Regions from separate parts of the Homo sapiens genome. Here region 2 is linked to region 1. A link is an interaction called in ENCODE POLR2A ChIA-PET data of the cell type or tissue named here. Cell type or tissue: PC-3. All regions are shown on one strand.

What was found. ChIA-PET counts read pairs that join two places held together with the same protein. Peaks named below come from ENCODE experiments on the same cell type or tissue, not always from the same donor. Only the 100,000 strongest peaks of a DNase experiment are listed, where the experiment ranks them.
Region 2: POLR2A ChIA-PET joins it to region 1 with 12 read pairs; 3 of 35 experiments call an interaction of 5 or more read pairs at or near these places.

What each region holds. Positions count from the first base shown.
Region 1 is chr14:69,194,940-69,202,939 of GRCh38, reverse strand. All of the region lies in intron 1 of EXD2 (exonuclease 3'-5' domain containing 2), which reads right to left. It overlaps GALNT16-AS1 (GALNT16 and EXD2 antisense RNA 1), which reads left to right. Exons shown (of 4, transcript NR_184249.1): 3 at 6,739-6,900. Among named protein-coding and RNA genes, the nearest start is that of EXD2, 7.4 kb to the right of the region's middle. In PC-3, no CTCF peak of the experiment used is centred here; no DNase peak of the experiment used is centred here.
Region 2 is chr14:69,101,718-69,109,717 of GRCh38, reverse strand. The region is part of intron 5 of DCAF5 (DDB1 and CUL4 associated factor 5); the gene reads left to right. Among named protein-coding and RNA genes, the nearest start is that of DCAF5, 47 kb to the left of the region's middle. In PC-3, a CTCF peak has its summit at 2,107 (motif pointing right); DNase peaks (open chromatin) are centred at 2,117 and 4,197; H3K27ac peaks cover 339 bases.

The DNA of each region.
Region 1 (8,000 bases):
GGTCATATAAAGCTTGTAGTAAATTAAAATTCACTGATGCCAAATCAAGTTCTTCATTTTATATATTTGTAATTTATATTTTGTACTTAAATCAAAAATCCTTCTTCTAAATTTCATCTTGTCTGTTTCAGCCAAATGTTTCATCTATTGAGGCCAATCTGCATCTTGATTATGCTTCCCTCTCAAACATAATTTTACATAAAAAACTGAATATTTGTTTTCAGAGAAAATAACATCTCCTAACATACGGTTTTATTAATTCATTTTTATTTGAAGAGGTTTTGTAAACTGCATTTTTTTTTCTTTTCCAGCCAAGGGATTCATTCAGCAAACTTTTTACACAACACATTATATAAGTCAGACACTGATAGACCCCGGGTAAAAAGAGTCGAAAGGCACAATCTGCCTTCGAAAAATTCATGATTTAGCCAAGGAAAAATACACGTAATGAACAAGTTGCAAAGAGTGGGATAACACCAACAAGTGAAGCACACACAAGTACATGAATGGCTTGGACTTGAGGAAAGAGTGGGGATATTGTTTTTATTTTTATTTATTTTTTTGAGACAGGGCCTCACTTTGTCACCCAGGCTACAGTGCCGTGGCATGATCTCAGCTCACTGCACCCTTGACCTCTTGGGTTCAAGTGATCCTCCCACCTCAACCCCCCCAAGTAGCTAGGACCAACCACAGGCACATGACAGCACCCCAACTAATATTTTGTATTTTTGGTAGAAACGGGGTTTTGCCAGGTTGCTTGGGCTGGTCTCAAACTCCTGAGCTCCAACACCCGCTAATATTTTATATTTTTGGTAGAAACGGGGTTTCGCCAGGTTGCCCAGGCTGGTCTTGAACTCCTGAGCTCAAGCGATCTGCCCACATCAACCTCCCAAAGTGCTAGGATTACAGGCATGAACACCACACCTGGCCGAGTTGGGGTATTATTAAGAGAAAACATGGCTGAGTGCGGTGGCTCACACCTGTAATCCCAGCACTTTGGGAGGCCGAGGCAGGTGGAATACCTGAGGTCAGGAGTTCAACACCAGCTGACCAATATGGTGAAACCCCATCTCTACTAAGATTACAAAAATTAGCCGGGTGTGGTGGTGTGCGCCTGCACTCCCAGCTACTCAGGAGGCTGAGGCAGAAGAATCGCTTGAACCCGGGAGGCGGAGCTTGCAGTAAGCCGAGATTGCACCACTGTGCTCCAGCCTGGGCAACAGAGCAAGACTCTGTCTCAAAAAAAAAAAAAAAAAAAAAAAAAAAACAGAGAAAACACTTGCTGAGAGAGACGGTGTCTGAGACTGGCATTCAAACAGGAGCAAGAGTTCTCCAGGTGCAGGAGCCAGACAGGAGGAGGGCACTGCAAGTGGAGGGAACAGCTTGTGCACAAATGGGAAGGGCAGGAAGCACCACAGGATAGGTGAAACATTTAAACAACTGTAAAATGTAGGTGGGCACAGTGGCTCATGCCTGTAATCCCAGTAGTTTGGGAGGCCAAGGTGGGAGGATCACCTGAGATCAGGAGTTTGAGACCGGCCTAGTCAGCATGGTGAAACCCCATCTTTAATAAAAATTCAAAAATTAGCCAGGCATTGTGGCATGTGCTTGTAGTCCCAGTTACTCAGGAGGCTGAGACATGAGAATCACTTGAACCCAGGAGGCGGAGGTTGCAGTGAGCTGAGATCATAACACTGCACTCCAGCCTGGGGGACAGAGTAAGACTCCATCACAAAAACAAAAACAAACAAAAAAAACCAACGTAAGATGTATTATACATGTAAAATATACACCAAATTTTTGAATACTTACTACAAAAAAAGGATGTAAACTTTTTATAATTTCCATACTGATTTTTTTTTTTTGAGATGGAGTTTTGCTCTTGTCACTCCGGCTGGAGTGCAATGGCACGATCTCAGCTCACTGCAACTTCTGCCTCCCGAGTTCAAGCAATTCTCCTGCCTCAGCCTCCCAAGTAGCTAGGACTACAGATGCCCGCCACCACACCCGGTTAATTTTTGTATTTTTAGTAGACACGGGGTTTTACCATGTTGGCCAGGCTGGTCTCGAACTCCTGACCTCAGGTGATCCACCCACCTCGGCCTCCCAAAGTGCTGAGATTACAGGCGTGAGCCACCACGCCTGGCCTCATACTGATTTTTATGGTGACTTCTTTATCGTGGTAAAATATATATAACATAACATTTACCATTTTAGCCTTTTTTTTTTTGGAGACAAGGTCTGGCTCTATCGCAAAGGCTGGAGTGCAGTGGCGCGATCTTGGCTCACTGCAACCTCCACCTCCTGAGCTCAAGCCATCCTCCCATCTTAGCCTCCCAAGTAGCTGGGACTACAGGTAGTCCCCACGATGCCTGGGTAATTTTTTTTTTGTATTATTTTTGTAGAGATGGGGTTTCACAATGTTGCCCGGGCTGGTCTCAGATTCGTGAGCTCAAGCGATCCCCTAGACTCGGCCTCCCAAAGTGCTGGGATTACAGGCCTGAGCCACCACGCCTGGCCCATTTTAGCCATTTTTAAGTGTACAATTCAATGACAATAAGTACATTCACACTGCTGTGCAACCATCACCATCACCCATTTCCAGAACAACTTCATCCTTGCAAATAGAAACTGTAATTCAACAAGAATTCCCATTCTCTTCTAACCCCTGATAAGCCCTATTATACCTTCTATCACTATGAATTCCATATTGATTTTTTAATATTTATGTTGAAATAATGCTTGGAATATACTGGGTTCAATATAGTCATGTGCTGTATAACAATGTTTCGGTCAACAACAGATGACACATACAATAGTTCTACAAAATTATAAGATTACAATGGTGCAGAAAAATTCCTATTGCCTAGTGACATCATAGCCATCCTAACCGTCCTAACGTTGCTGCACAATGCGTTACTCACAAATGTGTGTAATTATGCTGGAGTTAACGAACCTACAGCACAGCCAGTCGTATAAAAGTATAGCACATGCAATTATGTATAGCACATACCTGATAACGACAATAAACGACTATGTTACTGGTTTATTTATTTACCATATTTTTTATTTTACGGTGTACTCCTTCTACTTATAAAAAAAATTAACTGTAAAGCAACCTCAGGCAGCTCCTTCCGAAGTTATTCCAGAAGGCATTGTTATCATAGATACAGCTCCATGCCTGTTATTGCCCCTGAAGACTTTCCAGTGGGACAAGATGTGGAGGTGGAAGACAGTGATATTGATGATCCTGACTCTGTGTATGTCTAAGCTAACATGAATGTATGTGTTTGTGTCTTAGTTTTTAACAAAAAAGTTTAAAAAGGTAAAAAAAAAAAAATTTTAAGTTGAAAAGAGCTTATAAAGAGATAAACATTTTTATACAGCTGTACAACATATTTGTGTCTTAAGCTGAGTGTTATTACAAGTCAAAAAGTTAAAACAATTAAAAAGTTTATAAAATAAAAAAGTTATAGTAAACTAAGGTTAACTTATTATTCCAAAAAAATTTTAAATAATTTGAGTGTAGCCTAAATACACACGTGTTTATAAGATCTAAAGTAGTGTACAGTCACGTCCTAAGCCTTCACATTCACCCACCACTCACTCACAGGTTCACCCAGAGCAACTTCCAGTCCTGCAAGCTCCATGCATGGTAGATACCCTACATAAGTGTAACACTATTTATCTTTTCTTGAGACGGAGTCTCACTCTGTTGCCCAGGCTGGTGTGCAGTGGCGTGATCTCGGCTCACTGCAAACTCTGCCTCCCAAGTTCAAGCGATTCTCCTGCCTCAGCCTCCTGAGTAGCCGGGGCTACAGGCGTGTGCCACCACACAAGACTATTTTTTAAATTTTTAGTAGAGACGGGGTTTCACCATGTTGGCCAGGCTGGTCTCGAACTCCTGACCTCAGGTGATCTGCCCGCCTCAGCCTCCCAAAGTACTGGGATTATAGGCGTGAGCCTCCATGCCCGGCCCACTGTTTAGCTTTTATACCACATTTTTACTGTACTTTTATGTTTAGGTATGTTTAGATACACAAATACTTACCACTGTGTTACAACTGCCTACAGGACTCAGTACAATAACATGCCATATAGGTCTATAGCCTAGGAGTAATAAGCTATACCATACAGCCTAGGTGTGTAGTCAGCTATTCCATCTAGGTTCGTGTAAGTGTGCTCTATCGTGTTCACAAAATGACACATTTCACAGAACAGATCCTCATTAAGTGATGCCATTACTACAGTTCACCTTGTTTCTTTTTATATCTTTAATGTGGCTACTAGAAAATTTTAAATTGGGGCTCACATTCTACTTCTAATGGACACTACTGTGCTAAAATATAATGTGCAAGTAAGGAAATAGAGATGATGCTGGAATGAGTAGATACAGGACAAGTCATGAGGGGCCATCATTATCCTACAGGACACTGGAGAGCAAATAACAGACTTATAAGGAGAGTGACAGGATGAGACCACCATGGTACTAATGTGGGTGCTAGCCTGGAGGAGAGCAAGGCCGTAGGCAGAGAGACCTGTTAGAAGCTCATAAAGCAGAGCGGAGAGGCAAAGAATACTCGAATTATGGCAGAGGAATGTAGAATGAAAAAGAACCACAGCTCCTGAACAGAATGACTGCATCACAACCACCTGGAAAAACAACAAAGTCATCAACCAACTTTTAGAAATTATATGGTAATTCAGAAAGTCTGATGAGTATAAAATCAATAGCTTTCCAAACCTATTATAAAAATGTGAAAAAAGAAATCTCATTCATAATAGCAATATACCTGTATACTATTTTAAAACTACATAAAAAAACCACATAATCACATACACAAGTCTAGGAAAGAATTCAACAAGAAATGTGTCAGATCAATACAAAGAGGAACAGAAAACTTTAGTGAAGATCTAGAAGAAGACCAGAAGAGTGGAGATGTATGATAGCAGCTGTCAAACAGGACCAATCATGTGCCAGGCACTTTACATGTACATATATACTCATATTAAAGTATTCATTTAATCCTTTCAATAACCCTATGTGGGAGGTACTATAATTATCCTATTTTTGATAAGAAGAAAAGATTGTTTTATAGAAATACTCAAAATAATATGTAAATTCAATACAAACTTCATTTTAAAAAACTTTTTAAAAGAATGAATTGACTGTGTGCAGATGAGAAAAATGGATGCAGCAACATGGATCAGCTGGAGGCCACGACCTGAGTGAATTAATGCAGGAACAGAAAACCAAATACTGCGTGTTCTCACTTGTAAGTGCAGCTAAACACCCAGTACACATGGACATAAAGACGGGAACAACAGACACTGGGGACTACCAGAGGGGAGGGGAAGACAGGGAAGGGGGCCGCAGGCTGAAAAACGACCTATACCCAATACCTGAGTGAAGGACTCATCCATACCCCAAACTCCAGCATAACATGTTACCCATGTAACAAACCTGCACATGTACCACCCTGAATTTAAAATAAAAGTTGAAATTATAAAAAAAAAAGAATGAATCAACCATCGAGACAGCGAAAAGACAACCCACAGAATGGGAAAAAATATTTACAAATCATATATTTGGGAAGGGTGTGTATCTAGAATACACAAAAATCTCTTACCACCAAATAATAAAAAGACAGACCAATTTAAAAACTGGCTAAGAATCTGAATAGGTATTTCTGTTCTTTATTTTTTAATATATTTTTTAGAGACGAGATCTGGCTCTGTTGCCCAGGCTGCAGTGCAGTGATGCAATCACAGCTCACGACAGCCTCAAACTCCTGGGCTCAAGTGATCCTTCTGCCTCAGCCTCTTGACTACAAGTGTGCTAACTGAACAGACAAGTCCAGCTAACTGAATAGACATTTCCTGATAGAGGGTATACAAATGGCCAATAAGCACTTGAAAAGATGTTCAATATCATGAGCTGTTAGGGAAATGCAAATCCAAACCACAATCAGATACCACTTTACACCAAGTAGGATGGTTCTATTCAAAAAAACAAATAAGGCCAAGTATGGTGGTGCACACCTGTAATTCCAGCACTCTGATCCAAGGTGGGAGGATCACTTGACGCCAGGAATTTGAGACTAGCCTGGGCAACATAGTGAGACCCTGCCTCAAAAAAAAAAAAAATTAATTGGCCAGGAGTGGTAGTGTGCCTATAGACTTAGCTACTTGGGAGGCTGAGGCAGGAGGATTGCTTGAGTTCAGGAGTTTGAGGCTGCAGTAAGCTTTGATCACTCCACTGCACTCCAGCCTGGTCAACAGAGTAAGACCCTGTCTCTCAAAAAAAAAAAAAAAAAGTGCTGGCAATAATGTGGAGAAATTAGAAATCTCATGCATTGTTGGTGGGAATGTCAAATGGTACAGCTGCTCTGGAACACAGTCTGGCAGTTATATAACCTAGCAATGCCACTGGCAGGTATATACCCAAGGGAAATGAAAACACATGTCCGTACTAAAGTTCATAGCTATTCATAATAGCCCAAAAGTGGAAACAACTCAAATGTCAATTAGTTGATGAACAGATAAATAAAATGTAGCATATCCGTATGTTATGAGTTGAATCGTATTCCCCAAAAAGATATGTTGAAGGTCTAACCCCCAGGACCTGTGAATGTGACCTTATTTGAAAATAGGGTCTTCGCAGATGTAATCAAGTTAACATGAGGTCATACTGAAGTAGGGTGCGCCCTTAATCAACTATGACTTGTGTCCTTACAGGAGGAGGAGAAGAAACAGGCTTACGCTGAGCGAATCCAATGTGCAGACAGACACACAGGGAAGGTGACCATTTGAAGACGGAGGCAGAAACTGAAGTTGTGCAACTGCAAACCAAGAAATGCCATGGATTGCCAACAACCACCAGGAACTAGAAGAGGCAAGGTAGGATTCTCCCCTAGAGCCTTCAGGAAGAGCACAACCCTGCTGACACCTTAATTTTGAACTTCTAGCTTCCTTAACTGCGAGAGAATAAACCTCTGTTGTTTTAAGTCAGCAGTTTGTGTTACTTTGACCACAGCCCTACAAAATAAATATACCACAGGATGAAATTTCATTCAGTAATAAAAAGAATGAAGTACTGAAACATGCTATAGCATGGAAGAATCTTCAGTACATTATCCTAAGTTAAAGCAGTCAGTCACAAAAGACTACACATTGTATGATTCCTTTTACACAAAACACCCAGATCTCGAAAGACAGAAATATTAGTGGTTGCCTAGGGCTGGGGTCTCAGGGGAGTCAGGGATAGGGACTGACTTCTAATTGGTATGGGTTTCTTTTTGGGGTGATAAAAATGTTCTAAAATTAGACTACGGTGATGTTTGCACGACTCTATGAATATACTAAAATCATTAAATTGTACACTTTGAAGAATTGTATGGTGTGTGAATTACTTCTCAATAAAGCCATTAAAAAATGATTTGGAGCTGCGTGTGGTGGTTCACACCTGTAATCCCAGCATTTTGGAAGGCCAAGGCGGGTGAGTCACTTGAACCCAGGAGTTCAAGACCAGCCTGCGCAGCATGGTGAAACTTCATCTCTATAAACAATACAAAAATTAGCCAGTGTGGTGGTACACACCTGTAGTCCCAGCTACTTGGGGGGCTGAGGCAGGAGGATCACTCGAGCCCAGGAGGTCAAGGCTGCCACTGCACTCCAGCTGAGTGACAGAGTGAGACCTCATCTCTCTTTTTTTTTTTTTTTTGAGACAGAGTCTCGCTCTGTTACTCAGGCTGGAGTGCAGTGGTGCAATTTCAGCTCACTGCAACCTCTGCCTTCTGGGTTCAAGTGATTTTCCTGCCTCAGCCTCCTGAGTAGCTGGGATTACAGGCGCACACCATCACGCCCGGCTAATTTTTGTATTTTTAGTAGAGACTGGGTTTCACCATGTTGGTCAGGCTGGTCTCAAACTCTTGACCTGGTGATCCGCCCGTCTCAACCACCCAAAGTGCTGGGATTACAGGCGTAAGCCACCGCGCCCG
Region 2 (8,000 bases), 93 kb after region 1:
TGGAAAATGGATAAATAAACTGTGGAATAGCCATACAATAGAATATTACACAAACATAAATAAACAACAAACTATAAATATACACATTGACATGGATGAATCTCACGGTCATAATATTGAATAAAAGAATTCAAATACAAAAGAATCTCTGTGATTCCATTTGCATGATGCTCAAGAACAGGCAAGTTATGGAAGTCAGAATAGTGGTTACCTCTGGGTAAGGTATTGACTAAGGAAGGCATGAGGGAAACTTCTGGGGTTCTATATCTTGATCTGGGTGGCAATTTCATGGTTGTATACCTATATAAATTTTTATTGAGCAATGCCCTTAGAATTAGTGCATGTTATCATATTATGTTGTATCTTTTTTTTTTTTTTTGAGGCAGAGTTTTGCTCTGTCTCCCAGGCTAGAGTGGCGCGATCTCAACTCACTGCAAGCTCTGCCTCCCGGGTTCACACCATTCTCCTGACTCAGCCTTCTGAGTAGTTGGGACTACAGGCGCCCGCCACCACGCCCGGCTAATTTCTTTTTGTATGTTTAGTAGATATGGGGTTTCACCTTGTTAGCCAGGATGGTCTCAATCTCCTGACCTCATGATCCACCCGCCTCAGCCTCCCAAAGTGCTGGGATTACAGGTGTGAGCCACCGCGCCTGGCCTGTATTATGTTGTATCTTAAAATTTAAAAAAAGAATCCAAGGCCACTGTTGTCTTCAAGTGGGTATTTATCTTCTTCCCTACGATTCCAGTGGCTGTGGCAATAACACTGGCTCTTTACAGAGCTGCCTTAAAGGGACAAAAGAGAGAACGAGAAGAGTCAGGTGGACCTAGAAATTTTGGTGGTATTATAGAAAACTGCAACAGAAAAGCTGAAGATAACTGGGATTTTGCTCGTCACAATGATTAGCTTTAGTCGGGGGCATGCCTTCTGGTTATTAAGCTACTCCCTTCTTTCTGTCTTCTACTCACCCATCTTTACCATACATAGGTTTACAGTACTCATGCAAGTGTTCTGTCCTCTGAACTCCTTAATAAAAAGCTTGCTTTCTCCCAAGCACTGTATTCCTTTCTTAAACTTCTTTGTTTTTTTATTATTGTCATCGTCTGTCTTATAATCATCCTGGCTGAAATCTCAAAGTCCATTTGCCTCTTCTGCCTCTCCCTCCCTCTGCCATAAACATCTTTGCTCTGTGTTAGTGCTTGGCCACTCTTTTCATTGCTTAAATCCCTACCCCATTTCATACCCATTTCCGTCTCTCCATAAGGTTCTGACTGCACTGGCTCCTTAGCTTGCGTCTCTTCTCCCTTTGCACCACCCCCCAAAACACATACACATAGAGGATGCTTTCTCCTGTTTTCTTGATTTTTCTTTACGTGTTCATGTCATAGTTACCAAGATCAAATGGTAATCCATCAGGGAAAACTTCCTTGCTAGATCTCTCTGTTACATACTCTTAAAGATGCTTTTACTCACCATGTCCCCCGGCACCTGGCACTATTTTGGCACAGAGTGTATGTTGAATGAATGCAGCTGTCCCTAACTTCTAGAGGAAAGGATCTCTCCATTCAGAATCTCTGTAAAGTACTTATGATCTGTGGCATTCATGTTGCACATTTCAGTTGCTGCTTTTGCCATCATTAGTTATTCATATGCTATGTCTTGTCTCCCGGTAGGCCAGTATTTGTCTTTGATTTCCTTCCCAGTGCCCAGGAGCTGCTTCACAGAAAGGAGGCATTTGTCCTAATATGTATTATTACTTGTGTTTTTCTATGAATTTTTAAGGGCAGGTGCGTGTTTTATTCATCTTTAATCTCTAGTGCCTAGCACAGTGCTTGGAATATTATGGAAACTTAGTAAATATTGAATGAATATATAGTGTTATACTCATCCCAAAATAGTCAAAGCTAACTTTTAGAAAATACTTTCAAAGCTAACTTTCTATAATGTTTATGGACCTGCTAATCCCTGAGTATAATGACATGAATCCAAATGTTGTATCTCAGGAATAAATCCTTAGAGGAGGTGTAAGGTTTCTTGCTGGGCTTTGAATGCCACCGTCAATTAGTTATGTGGCAGAGAGCCAGGTATTCTGGTGAAGTTGCTTTGTAGCTTTTAAGCCACAAGGTGGAGGTGTAGAATCAGTTTTGCCCACTGGAGGACACCAGGTCACTGGTTTCCTAACCCAGTGATTCTCAAACTTTAAGGGGCATCAGAATCACCTGAGGAGCTTGTCGAAGCACTCCTTCCTGGACCCCATACCTAGAGATTGAGTTGTTGGTTTGGGGTGGGACCTTTGATTCTGCCATTATTTAGCAAATACCCAAGGTGATTTAGCAATTTTGTTGGTCTTACAAGATGGAAGCAGTGGTTAATCAGAGAGGTCCATGTTGAATTTGCTCAAGTTCACTCAGACCCAGGGTCTTTGGGGTTTAGGCCAGAGATTGCTTGCGTCCATTCCTTCTCACCAGACACAAATGTCTTTTATGACAAGAGACGTCGCTTCAGACCAGAGCATCTGGGGAATGCCTGGTAAATGGAGGGGAGCTCTGCAAACAAGTATCATTTCATATTCTTCCTTTCGTATTCCCCAAGTCCAGTTATTCAGAAGTAGATAATATCAAAACCTAAATCAAATGGACTTTCTTATTTAATTATTTAATTATTTATTTATTTTTTGAGACAAAGTCTTGCTCTGTTACCCAGGCTGGAATGCAGTGGTGCAATCTCGGCTCACTGCAGCTTCCACCTCTTGGGTTCAGGCGATTCTCCTGCCTCAGCCTCCCAAGTAGCTGGGACTGCAGGCATGTGCCACCATGCCCGGTTAATTTTTTTGTATTTTTAGTAGAGATGGGGTTTCACCATGTTGGCCAGGTTGGTCTTGAACTCCTGACTTCAAGTGATCCACTCATCTCAGCCTCCCAATGTGCTGGAATTACAGGCATGAGCCACCGCGCCCAGCCAGCTTTCTTATTTTAAAATCAAATGTTGACGTTTTCTTCTTAAAAATTTTTATGGTAAGACTTTTTTTCAAATATGTGTAAAAGTAGGCTGGGTGCAGTGGCTCACGCCTGTAATCCTAGCACTTTGGGAGCCCCAGGCAAGGGGATTGCTTGAGGCTAGGAGTTCAAGACATGCCTGGGCAACATACACCCTATCTCTACAAAAGTATTCTTTTAAAAATTAGCCAGGTGGGGTAGTGGCAGAGTCTGCAGTCCTAGATACTGGAGAGGCTGAGGCAGGAGGATCGCTTGAGCCCAGGAGGTTGAGGCTGCAGTGAGCCATGATTGCACCACTGCACTCCATCCTGTGTGACAGAATGAGACCCTATCACTAAAAATAAATAAAAATTTAAAAAACAGTTAAGGTGGGCACGGTGGCTCATGCCTGTAATCCCAGCACTTTGGGAGGCCAAGGAGGGTGGATCACCTGAGGTCAGGAGTTTGAGACCAGCCTGGCCAACATAGTGAAACCCTGTCTCTATTAAAAATACAAAATTAGCCGGGCGTAGTGGTGGGCCCCTGTAATTCCAGCTACTCGGGGGGCTGAGGCAGGAGAATTGCTTGAACCTGGGAGGCAGAGGTTGCAGTGAGCTGAGATTGCAACCATTGCACTCCATCCTGGGCAAAAAAAGCGAAACTCCGTCTCAAAAAAAGCAACACAAAACAAAAAACAGATAAAAGCAGAATAGTAAAAATAATATTTACCTATTCTGGGTATTTCACACTATGTATAATTATTCAGGGTTCTCCAGAGGAACAGAACCAATAGGAGATATATATATATATATATATATATATATATATGACAGTTTATTAGGGAAAATTGGCTCATACCATTACAAAGGTGAATGATAGGCTATGTGCAAGCTGAAGAATGGGAAAAGCCAGTAGAGTGGTCAGTTCAAGTCTGAAAGCCTCAAAACCAGGTAGGCCGACAGTAGAGGCTTCAGTCTGATGCCAAAGGCCCAAGAGCCCCCAGGAGGCCACTGGTGCAAGTCCCAGAGTCCAAAGGCAGAAGAACTTGCAGTCTGATGTCCAAGGGCAGGAGGAGAGGAAGCAAAGCATCAGGCTTGGAAAGAGAACAAGGAACATCAACAAGCTGAATATCCCCCTTTTTCTGCTAGCTTTGTTCTAGTTACACTGGAACAATGCCTGCCCACATTAAAGGCGGGTCATGTTCTCCCTGCCCACTGACTCACATCTCAGTCTCCTCTGGAAACAGGCTCACAGACACACACAGCAACAATGCTTCAGCAGCCATGTAGGCATGCCTGAGTCCAGTCAAGTTGACACCTAATATTGGCCATCACGATATGTGACCTTCTGTCTGGCTTCTTTCACTTAGCATCATGTTTTTGAGATTCATCCACATGTATTAGTGTCTCATTCTTTTTTATGGCTAAATAATATTCTATTATATATACATTATACATATATGGATATACACATTTTGTTTATCCATTCATCTAATGATAGCCGTTTGGATTGTCCCATCTTCTGGCTATTGTGAATGATACTATCATTAACATTCGTGAACAAATTTTTTTTGAGAACCTGTTTTCAATTATTTTGGGTATATTACACCTAGGAGTGGAATTACTGGATCATATGGTGATCCTATATTAAACTTTTTGAGGAACTACCAAACTGCTTTCCATAAAAAGATAATTAAAAAAAAAACATAACCACAATATTATTCCACCTAAAAAGTAACAATAATTCCTTAATACCATCTCATATCTAGTTGTTACAATGGTTTTTGTGAAGCAGGACTCAAAATCCTTACAAAGCAATTGGATGATTTGACTTCTAAGTCTTTTTAGTTTGTAGGTACCCCTGTCTCTCACTTTTTTTTTTTTTAAAGACAGAGTTTTGCTCTCGTTGCCCAGGCTGGAGTGCAATGGCGCTATCTTGGCTCACTGCAACCTCCACCTCCTGGGTTCAAGCGATTCTCCTGCCTCAGCCTCCTGAGTAGCTGGGATTACAGGCGCCCGCTGCTACACTCGGCTAATTTTTGGTATTTTTAGTAGAGATGGGGTTTCACCATGTTGGCCAGGCTGGTCTTGAATTCCTGGCCTCAAGTGATCCACCCACCTCGGCCTCCCAAAGTGCTGGGATTACAGACGTGAGCCACCCCACCCGGCCATCTCTCACTTCTTTTGCTTGCAAATTATGTGTTGAAGAAACTGGATTATTTGTCTTACGAATTTCTTATATTCTAGCTTATGCTGATTGCATTCTTCTACTGTAATTTAGCATATTCCTCTGACTCAGGTTTTTCCCATGAATTGGTATTAGATCTAGAAGCTTGAACAAATTCAGGTTTGATTTTTTTAAATGGGTACAAAAATATTTCATTGATGATGTGTGTATCCATAAAGAAATTAAAAATGCCTAGTTATCTCTCTGTTTGTTTTGAAATACTTTGACAGACTTCTTAGTTTAGCTTTTTAAAATACAAGCCATGCTGGTAAAGATGTGGAGAAACTCAGTCACTCACATATTGCTGGTGGGAATATGTAATGGTATAGCCACTCTGGGAAACAGTTTGTAGTTCCTTTATATATTAAAGATGAGCTTACCATATGACCCAGCAATTTCATTCTTGGATCTATATCTAGGAGAGATGAAATGTATTTCTATACAGAAACTTGTACATGAATGTTCATAGCAGCTTTATTCCTTATAACCAAAAGCTGGAAACTACTCACATGTCCTTCATTAGGTGAATGTGGTACATTCATACCACAGACTGCTACTCAGTGATGAAAAGGAACTAACTGTGTTGATACAACTTGGATGAACTTTAAGGAAATTTTGTTGACTGAAAAAAAGCCAATCTCAAAAGAATACATGCTGCATAATTCCACTTATGTAATCCTCATTAATGATATAATTCTCAAGATAAGTACAGATTATTGATTGCCAGGAGTTAGAGATGAGAGTAGAGGACAAGTTGCATGAGGGAGTCTTGTGATTGTACAGATAAATATCTTAATTGCAGTGATTGTTACATGAAGCTATGCATGATGTACATATACAAGCTATACAAGCGAGTTTCCATAGCATAGTGGTTATCACATTCACCTAACACAAATGAATGCATGTATAGCTGATAAAATCTGAATAAATTCTGTGGATTGTGCCAATGTAATTTTCCTGGTTGTGATATTGTACTATGGCTATGCAAGATGGTGGTAACATTGGAAGAGGCTGGATAAAGGATGCACAGGACGTTCTTGTACATTTCTTGTGTCTTGCTCTGAATCTATAATTATTTCAAAAGAAAAAGAAATACAAGTAACAGGTAATAATGTTCTCCTTTTAAAACTGTCCACAGGCTAACGCCCCCTCTGACTACCTCTTCTAGTCCTGGTCCTTCATGTTTTCTCCTGGGGGTAGTGAGTATTATGAGTTTATAATATATGCTTCCAGAACTTCTTCTTGGTTTTTATATGCTTATACATGTACCCGTAGAAAAATATATGGCATTATTTCCATATGCTTCTATGTTTTTCACACAAATAGTATGCTACTATATAATCATTCTACAACTGGACTTTTCACTCATTGGTATGTGTTGAGAATTTGTCCATATACACGTGTGTTCTGCATAATGATGTTTCAGTCAATAATGGACCCACATGTATGACAAAAGTCCCATAAGATTATAATGGAGCTGAAAAATTCCTGTCACCTGGTAATGTAGCTGTCATAATGTAGCACAACACATTCTTCATGTGTTTGTGGTGACGTTGGTGTAAACAAACATACTGTGCTGCCAGTCGTATAAAAGTGTAGTACATAAGATGATGTACAGTACGTAACACTTGATAATAAACAGCTGTGTTACTGGTTTACCTGTTTACTGTATTGTATTTCTTATAGTTATTTTAGTGTATATTCCTACTTATTAAAAAAAGTTTACTGTAAAGCAGCTTCAGGCAGGTCCTTCAGGAGGTATTCCAGAAGAAGGCATTATCATAAGAGATGATAGTTCCACGTGTATTATCGACCCTGAAGATGTTAGTAGAACAGATGTGAAGGTAGAAGATAGTGATATTGATGAGCCTGACCCTGTGTAGGTCTAGGCTAATATGTGTGTGTGTGTGTGTGTGTGTGTGTGTCTTTGTTTTTAACAAAATAAAAAGTTTAAAAAGTAAAAAAAAAAAAAAAGAATAAGGATATAAAGAAGGAAAGTGCTTTTGTACAGCTGCACAATGTGCCTGTTTTAAGCTAAGTATTATAACAAGAGTCAAAAAGTTAAAACAGTAAAAAAGTTTATAAAGTAAAAAAGTTATAGTAAACTAATGGTCGGGCGCGGTGGCTCATGCCCGTAATCCCAGCACTTTGGGAGGCTGAGGCAGGGATCACTTGAGGTCGGGAGTTCGAGACCAGCCTGGCCAACATGGTGAAACCCTATCTCTACTAAAAATACAAAAATTAGCCGGGCATGGTGACGTGTGCCTGTAATCCCAGCTGCTCAGGAGGCTGAAGCAGGAGAATCACTTGAACTCAGGAGGCGGAGGTTGCAGTGAACCGAGATCACACCACTGCACTCCAGCCTGGGTGACAGAGTGAGACTTTGTCTCAAAAAAAAAAAAAAAAAAAGTTATAGTAAACTAAGGTTAATTATTGCAGAAAGAAAAATATTTTTAAATAAATGTAGCGTAGCCTGTGTGTAATATTTATATAGTCTATGGTGGTAGTGTACAGTAATGTCCTAGGCCTTCACATTCATTCATCACTCACTCACAGACTCACCCAGAGCAACTTCCAGTCCTGCAAGCGCTATTCATGGTGGATACCCTATACAGGTGTACCATTTTTTTAAATCTTTTATACTGTATTTTTACTGTGGCTTTTAAATGTTTAGATACACAAATACTTACCCATTGTGTTACAGTTGCCTATGGCATTTGGTGTTCCATATAATAACATATAGTAACATGCTGTACAGGTTTGTAGCCTAGGTTATACCACATAGCTGGGGTGTGTAGT